Linked DNA regions of Homo sapiens: region 1 is linked to region 2. Evidence: chromatin contacts called from ENCODE Hi-C or POLR2A ChIA-PET data. All regions are on one chromosome and are shown on one strand. Each heading gives the region's core, a stretch centred on a gene start or an enhancer-like site at or near the end of the contact. The rest is flanking DNA. Distances are from core to core; before and after follow the strand shown. Region 1 holds the start of MYL12-AS1 (MYL12A and MYL12B antisense RNA 1). Region 2 holds the start of USP14 (ubiquitin specific peptidase 14).

Evidence for each region. A loop is a pair of places that touch in the nucleus more often than their neighbours do. ChIA-PET counts read pairs that join two places held with the same protein, here RNA polymerase II (POLR2A). Pooled maps may share reads with other maps.
Region 1: a map of B cell shows a loop between it and region 2 (39-fold over the local background). The contact joins the promoter of MYL12-AS1 here to the promoter of USP14 in region 2. A Hi-C loop is called at or near these places in 1 of 168 maps with a recorded cell type or tissue (B cell) and 5 of 50 pooled maps. POLR2A ChIA-PET finds 5 or more read pairs at or near these places in 1 of 52 experiments (OCI-LY7).

The regions. Positions count from the first base shown.
Region 1 is chr18:3,259,646-3,264,098 of GRCh38, reverse strand. It overlaps MYL12-AS1 (MYL12A and MYL12B antisense RNA 1), which reads left to right and starts at 1,740. Exons shown (of 4, transcript NR_130145.1): 1 at 1,740-2,046; 2 at 2,769-2,827. MYL12B (myosin light chain 12B) reads right to left here and starts at 1,966. Exons shown (of 4, transcript NM_033546.4): 1 at 1,862-1,966. RefSeq lists a silencer at 1,421-2,310 and an enhancer at 2,521-2,570.
Region 2 is chr18:156,208-160,371 of GRCh38, reverse strand. USP14 (ubiquitin specific peptidase 14) reads right to left here and starts at 1,815. Exons shown (of 16, transcript NM_005151.4): 1 at 1,658-1,815. The coding sequence starts at 1,673. LOC105371951 (a long non-coding RNA gene) reads right to left here. Exons shown (of 4, transcript XR_935081.2): 4 at 2,203-2,229. RefSeq lists silencers at 1,424-1,603, 1,874-2,143.

The DNA of each region.
Region 1 (4,453 bases), core at 491-2,990, 3.1 Mb before region 2:
CTCCATACCTGGAAGAAGCAGTAGCAACCAGGGACAACTGGGTGCTAAAGATGTGCCAGGCACTGATTTAAGCATTTTGTATGTGTTAACACATTTAATCCTCACGACAACTCATCATATAGGTATTGTTATCATCCTCTTCTCTCAGATACGAAAATCAGGGTAAAGAGAATAAACAACTTGCCACACAGCTAGAAAATGGCAGAGCTCAGTCAGGATCTGTACTCAGGAAATCTAGCTCCAGAGCTTGAACCACTAGCCAGTAACATCCTGCATACAGGCAGCTGAAATTCTCTACCATGAAAATGTGGATACCTGGGCATAACAAGCAATGACACCCCAAAGCTAATGTGTAGAATGAGGAAGGAAGATCACAAAGATGCTGGCAAAAAGGGTATGATAAACTCATCCCCAGATATACCTGGAGCCTTTGAATCTTGGGAGAAAGGGAAAACTAGCCCCATGTCGGGGCTCTAAATCCTGTTCTTTCCTAACCCTAGCAACTCTTGTCTGGACATCTGTCCTTCAGAAATTGCAGTTCATCTTGTTCAAGCTTAGTTTCATCAAAGCATAAACGAACATCGAGTCAGCCATCATAAAAGCTGTTTCACTCAAAAGAGCCTAAAGCACTCAAAAGTGCTCTTAGTTATAAAGTCCAGGAGGGTCCACCACCTTCGACAAATTACCTCACCTCTCTGGGTTTCACTTTCCTCAGTTATAAAACGCAAAGCCTTCACAAGGTAATCTATCAGGTCCTACTGAATTCTAAATGCTTTGATTCTTCTCTTACCAAAAGACCATTCCAAATCTACCTTAAACTAAAGCGGCCAAACGAATCCTCTAAACATCCCTTTCTTATTACTCCGTTAGTGAAGACTCCAAAATTACTCTCTATGGCTTCTTAGATAATCTTTTCTTTCTCCTAAGTTTTCAAGACATCCATAAGAAGGTCCTACTTACCTATCTACCCTTATTTCCGACTATTAGTCATTACAGTTCTGTTCCATACCCGCCGGTGTCCCCACGGCCTGCTTTTCACAGGACACAATTCCCAGCTTTTGAGTTTTGCTCGTTACCACCTCCCACACATCTAGCCGGAAACGCTAAGTTCTCCCTCTTAAGGTTGAATCCAAGGCCTTCAGTGAGGTCACGACTCTTTTCCAAGTAACCTTTCCCTATTTCTGTTAATGGTCCTTTCTTCAATCAACACGAATAAACTAAACCTTTACAAGATGCAAGACACACTGAGCGAATTACAACTCTATGTAAATCATCACATTTGAGCCCGTATCAACCACACACTCGGTTACCGGCATGCTAATGGCTTCCTTGGAGGCTTCACCTTAGGCAAGACCGTGCAACAGGAGGCTCCTCCACCCTCCAAAGCATCTAGGATAGTGTTGGGCACAGGGCAGGTGCTCCACACGAACACGCCCGGGTCGGCCCCAATCCACCGCCAGGACCCGCCGCGGCGCCGGGAGGGCAGGCGTTGGCCGCCGGGCAGCCGGGCCGTCCAAGGCCCAGGTGTCTGAGGTCACCCAGGTGGCGCAGGGCCGGCCCACGCACGGCCGGGACCCGGCCACTTCTCCAGCAGGGCGTCTCCCCATACCGGCTCCATCGCCTGCAGCCTCCCGGCCCCTGGACGTCCGGGCCAGGGCCTCGCCACCAACCCTCCTCCCGCCGCCAACCCTCCTCCCTCCACCTCCGGCCCCGCGCCCCCTTCTCAGCCAGTCTGACAGGTCCTGCCGCCGCCTGGCCGCCCTGGGGCGGGGTCCGGCCGCAGGCGCGCGACGGGAGGGGGCGCGGGGGTACGGAGACGGCGGCCCGAGGGGTCTCGCGAGCAGAGTCGAGCGCGACTCACCCGACGCCAAACACCAGAACCGGGGCCGCCCTGCGCGAGACCACAAACGACAGCGAAGAGCGTTAGGCTGTGGCCGGACAGTGGCGGCGCCGACACTTCCTGCCTGAAGGGGCGGAGCGGAAGGCGCACCGGAAGGCGCACCGGAAGGCGCACCGGAAGGCGCGGCGGGACCAAGTGGAACGGGGGTGCGCTGAGTGTTCGCGCCCGGGCCGGCGGGGTCTGCGTGTCCGCCGAGCGGCGGGGCTGCTGAGGCCGGACGCACACGGCCGGGGTCTTAATTGCCCCTCCGGCCTGCTCCGATCCGCTGCGATATCGCGGCCTGCGCTGCGGCGGTCGTCCGCAGCCCGGCCCTCGTCCCCCGCTCCTTTGGTAGCTCCGCCACCCTTCCGCATTCCTGGGCCCGCTGGGCGCGGCTGGGCAGGCCGCTGGAATTTGACCCGAGTGGGCCGCGATCGGCCGAGGATTTGGGGTCCCCTTTGACCCAGGCGGGGCGCGATCCGCCTAGGATTTGGGGTCCCCTGGCGCCGAACCCTGAGTTGCCAGATGTAGCAAGTAAAAGTACAGTTCTTCTAAATTTGAATTTCAGACAAGACAGGTTTTAGGGTTCGTCTCATGTAATGTTGAGAAGGTGAGGGCGGCGCCTGGGCGGATTCTTCTCCGTTCCAGAATCCCTTTCTCTTTTCAAACCGCATTACAGCCCGAGTTAAATTCTTTAACCTACTCCTCTCTGCTTACCCTCATAAGGTTTACGGCCGTATCAGGCTACGGCCGCAGCCTACGGCTGTTTGATTCCCCTTTTGGCCACAAGAAAGTTTTATTCGAACTACTTGCTTTCCTTTATCAAGAAAATGGCAACGCACACACATACATGCACACACAAATAAAAACACAAAGCTACGTTTTTCAGGTTTTGTTCTAGATCGTGTTTGTGGCTGTGTTCTTCAGGATATTTTCCCTCACCTTGAGGTAATCTAGCATTACTTCATCTAGCATTACTAAAATAGCATTACTTCAGGATGGTGGAGGATCGGCAATCTAATAGCAAATCTTTATTGAACTCTTCTTACTGCCTTAACATGTGCCGGATGCTGAGAGATGAATTCAAAGCCTCTTAGGGAGTTTATATTCTAGAAATCTTTGATCAGAAATTCCTAGAAGAGAGGGACCTTGTGTTCAGCACTCTGTAGCAGTTCTTAAACAGTAGCACGCATAATAACAGGGCTTTTAAAAACATTTTTGAGCCTCAAAACCGGGTATCAGGATTCAGTGAGTAAGGGGTGGAGGATAATTCGAATTTCTGGTAAGCACACATGATGCTGATGGGGTGGTCGCCATCCCAGCAGCACAGCTCTAAACGCGGTTCATAACTGTGTGTATTTTCTCAATAGTGTTAGAAAAGCAATTGCTGAAAAGTCACACCTGGTTCTACAATATTTACTCTTAGGTTTTGGTTCGATAGTCTAAATTAAAAAAAAAAAAGTTTCTAGAATTGTGCTGTCCAATACAATCGTCACTAACCACATGCAGCTAAACTTAAATTTAGTTCCTCAGTTGTATTTGATACGTTTTATTTTTAGAGATGGGGTCACCCTATGTTGCCTAACCTGGAATGCACTGGCTATTCACAGGCGTGATCATAATGCACTACAACCTGGAACTCCTGGCCTCAAGCGATCCTCTCACTTGAGCCTCCCAAGTAGTTGGGACTACAGGTGAGAGACACCGCACCAGTGCGTCTGGCAGTATTAGACACTTTTTTTTTTCTTGAGACGGAGTCTTGCTCCGTCGCCCAGGCTGGAGTGCAGTGGTTTGATCTCGGCTCACTGCAACCTCTGCCTCCCGGGTTCATGTGATTCTTCTGCCTTAGCCTCCCGAGTAGCAGGGACTACAGGCCTGTGCCACGACGCCCAGCTAATTTTTGTATTTTTAGTAGAGACGGGGTTTCACCATGTTGGCCAGGATGGTCTCAATCTCTTGTCCTCATGATCCGCCCACCTGGGCCTCCAAAAGTGCTGGGATTACAGGCGTGAGCCACCGCGCCTGGCTAGTATTAGACACATTTTAAGTGCTCAATAGCCACATGTGGTTAGTGTCCTTATTGTATGGCACAGAGAGCATTTCCTTAATTACAGAAGCTTCTATTTGACAGCACTATTCTGAAGAAATAATTCTAAGGTATATTGTTCTCTCTAGATGCAAAAGAAAAGCCTATAATAGGCTTTGTTTAATCATGAATAAAAATTTATTCACTAATAAAAATAGCTGGATAGCTAAATATCTATCATTGGGAAATTGTTAATTATAGCATGCCCACATCAAAGATAACTGAAGTTAAGAATGGTTGAAAAAGAAATATACTCAAAACAATGGTGGCTATGCCAAAACATGAGATATAATTTAAGTAGTAAACGAAAAAACAAGTTGTAAACTCATTACAACTCTAAAATGTGTGTGGATAAATACTGGAGAAAAGTCACATTTCCTGCTATTTGAGCAGACACAGAGAAATCTAGACTAAAAAGATATAGGGACTTGGAAGATGGAAGAGCAAGTGGAAATGACTCGAATAAGCAGCAATGGGAAAACTGGGCA
Region 2 (4,164 bases), core at 566-3,065:
TTTTTAACTGCACTTATCCTTAACCATTTAATAATCTAGATATGTAATTTTCTTTTTTTCTTTTCTTGAGACCCAGTTTCGCTTTTTTCACCCAGACTGAAGTGCAATGGCGCGATCTTGGCTCACTACAACCTCCGCTTCACAGGTTCAAGCGATTCTCCTGCCTCAGCCTCCCCAGTAGCTGGGATTACCGGCACCTGCCACCACTCTCGACTGATTTTTTGTATTTTTAGTAGAGACAGGGTTTCAACATGTTGGCCAGGCGGTCTCGAACTCCTGACCTCAAGTGATCCGCCCGCCTCGAGCCTCCCAAAGAGCTGGGATTACAGGCGTGAGCCACCGCGCTCAGACTAGATACTTAATTTTCTACTAAATCTTATGAAATAGTACTTAAAATGTTCTCTTCATTTTAATATAGAGCTTTTTGCTGACCCTCAAAATACAGATTCTCAATATGGAGAGGTCAAAGGAAGGGACCTTAGAAATCTACTTGAGTTCCTTCATTTGGGGGATGAGGAAAAGATCTGATTAAATATTTAAGATAAAGCTCAAATTTTAAAAAAGAAACTCTGGTCAGCGCTGGCATTTTGAGGAAACAGAGGGGTTTTGTTTTATGTGTGTGAATCTACTGGTGTGTTTAAGTATTAGAATATTTCAAGAGCCATTCTACTGTTGTTATGGCTTTAGAAAGGGGTTGGGCAATCATTAAGAATTCGATTCAAGATTCTAGACCATCAAGAATCCACCTTGAGATCAAACAATACTCTTGATTCGTATCATGCTTTGTAAATGCTGAATCTTCAATAAAGGAACTGTAACAGAATAAACAGGGATGGTCAACGAATCACACACCTACAGCCAATTGGAGACACCACACATATTTTAGGTGCCATTTTGAATAAGGCTAGGGAGCAGCAAGGTCCATTCCCTAAGTAAAAGTGATCCCTGGCCAGTACCCTGGACTGTCAGCAAGCAAACAATACAAGCCCCTGTCAAACGCCAATCAAGAAATGACACCCCGGGGATATGTGTATTCATCTACTTCTGAAAGCTCACACCACGTTTCGGATACAGAAATCCAATGCAACGTTTGATGAAACGAAAACGAAGCAAAAAGGTTTACAATCTGCCTCGGGACAAAACTAAAACTGGTACCAAAGGGGCGGTCGAACAAAGGCAAGGGGCAAGAGAAGGGCGAAGGACGACGAAGGGCGGCGAACGCCGCTTGGCAACCCCAAGAAGGGTCGCTCCATCCCTCCCCTTCTTCCCCGCTCCCTTCCACGGCGACCACTGAGAAGCCCAAAGGAATCTCCCTGCACCTCCAGCCTGGCCCAGCGCCCCAGGACACACCCTCACTTTCACCGCACACCAGGGCAGCGTCAGAAACTATTCTGCAGAGTCACGACTTTGAGAGGCTTCCCCATCTCCACTCCCCCCACCCATCGGTGGCTCAGGGGGACGGCGCTCCCCTGCCACGCAGGGCTCCGACCCAGCCGGGAGAGGGGACGGTGCCTGGGTCATCTCCGCGCCGCCGGCCCCGCGCACCCCACCCCGGCCCCTCCCAGTCCATGCCGGGTGCCCGCCCGTGCAGGCCAGGCCTACGCGGAGGCCTAGCGCCGGTCCGGTGTGCTGCGCGCGAGGCCAGGACAGGGCTCACCGGAGTAGAGCGGCATGGCGGGGCGCGGCGGGAGGCGGCGGCGCAGGAGAGCTGGGCCTGACGAGGGCGGCAAAGGGACGGGGACCAGGAGCAGCTGCGGCGGCGGCCGAGGCGGAGGCGCGGTGGTGGCGGCGGCTTCGGTGCGACGAGTCTCATTCAAACCGGCCACTGGCGATGACGCAGCAACACGCAAAACACCCGTGCAGCTCCGGAGCGACTGCAGCGAGGAGACTGGGCGGCAGGACCGGGGCGGGGCCTAGAGGTGGCGAGAGGAGGGAGGAGGGGGAAGGCGGTGGAGGGGTGGCGGGAAGGAAGGAGGGAGCAAGTGAGGGACGGGCGCGGGGCCCCATCCACCGCAGCAGGTGCGCGCCTGCGCACTGCCGCCCATCGCCCTGCGCGCACTGGCCACGTGGTCCTGGCGCGGCCCAGCCCTGCGGCAGATGAAGTGGGAACTTGGTATCCCACCTGCTGTCTGAGGCTGAGGCGGGAGAATCGCTTGAGCCCAGGAGGTCGAGGCTGCAGTGAGCTGTGATCGTGCCACCGCACTCCAGCCTGGGCGACAGAGCGAGACCCTGCCTCAAAATAAAATAAATAAAATTAGTGGTTGTAAAGTCAGAGGTGTTTTGAAACCCAGCTGTTACTAGCTAGCTGTATGATGTCTGCAAACCTCAGTTTTCTTTTCACCCACACCTCATTTTATTGCGTTCTATATATATATATTTATATATTTTTATATATTTATATATTTTTATATATTTATATATATTTATATATTTATATATATTTATATATATATATATATAAATTGAAGGTTTGTGGCAACCCTGGGTTAGTAAGTCCATCAGTTCTGTTTTTCTAACAGCATGTGCTCACTTCGTGTCTCTGTGTCACATTTTGGTAATTCTCACAATATTTTGAACTTTTTAAATACTATTATATCTGTTCCAGTGATCTATGATTACTATTTTAGTTGTTTTGGGGTGCCACTAACCACCCCCGTGTAAAACAGCTAACTCCAATGTTTTGTGTATTCTGACTGCTCTGGCAACAAGTCTTTTCCCACAAGGGTTCAAGGCTTGAGTTCAGGACACAACTGCAGGTGTGGTGGCAATAGCAAGAGAACTAGAATTAGAAGTGGAGCCCACAGATGTGACTGAATTGCTGCAATCTCAAGACAAAGCTTTAATGGGCAAGGAGTCGCTTCTTATGGATAAGCAAAGAAAGTGGTTTCTTGAGATGGAAACTACTCCTGGTGAAGACGCTGTGAACACTGTTGAATGACAACAAAGGATTTAGAATATCATAAACTATGGAACTGTTGATAAAACAGCAGCAGAATTTGACAGGATTGACTCTAATTTTGAAAGAAATTCAAATTTGAAAGTTCTTCTGTGGGTAAAATGCTGAACAGCACTGCATGTCACAGGGAAAACTTTCATGAAAGGAAGAGTCAATCGACGTGGCAGATTTCATTATTGTCTTATTTTAAGAAATTGCCACAGCTACCCCAAACTTTAGCATCCACCGCTCTGATCAGTCAGCAGCCATCAACATTAAGGCAAGCCCTCTGCCAGCAAAAAGATGATGATTCACTGATAGCTCAGATGATCCTTAGCATTTTTTAGCAGTAAAGTTTTGTTTGTTTGTTTTGAGACAGGGTCTCACTCTGTCACCCAGGCTGGAGTGCAGTGACGCAATTACGGCTCACTGCAGCCTCAACCTCCCAGCTCAAGCTATCCTCTCACCTCAGCCTCCTGAGTAACTGGGACCACACACGGCTAATTTTTTTTGTATGTTTTGTAAAGACGGGATTTCGCCATGTTGCCCTGGCTGGTGTTGAACTCCTGGTCTCAAGCAATCTGCCCACCTAGGCCTCCCAAAGTGCTGGGATTACAGGCATAAGCCACTGCACCCAGCCTTGACACTAAATAGACTACAGTATAGTAGAAACATAACTTTTATATGCACTGGGAAAACAAAAACTTTGTGTGACTCATTTTATTACAATATCAGCAATATTGCAGTGGTCTGGAACTAAACTAGCAATGTGTTCAAGCTGTGCATGTAAAATGGAGATACATCTCAGGATTGTTATAAGGACTAAATAAGATTATGTATAGAAGATTCTTAGCACAGTGCATTGCACATGTGCTATGATACCTATTTTATATTACACAGTAAAACTTCAAAGGGATTTTGCAGGGTATGTTAGAATAGCAGGCTATGGATAGCTTTATTTTCTATTTTTTTTATGTTCAGTAACATATTTCTATAACATACATATTTAAAAATGTATTGCATAGATTGCCCGGGCACCATGGCTTACGTCTGTCATCCCAGCACTTTGGGAGGCCAAGGCAGGTGGATCACTTGAGCTCAGGAGTTCCAGACTAGCCTGGGCAATGAAGTGAGACCCCCATCTCTACAAAAAATTTAAAACTTAGCTAGGTGTGGTGGTGCACTCCTGCAGTCCCAGCTACTCGGGAGGCTGAGATGGGAGGGTAGCT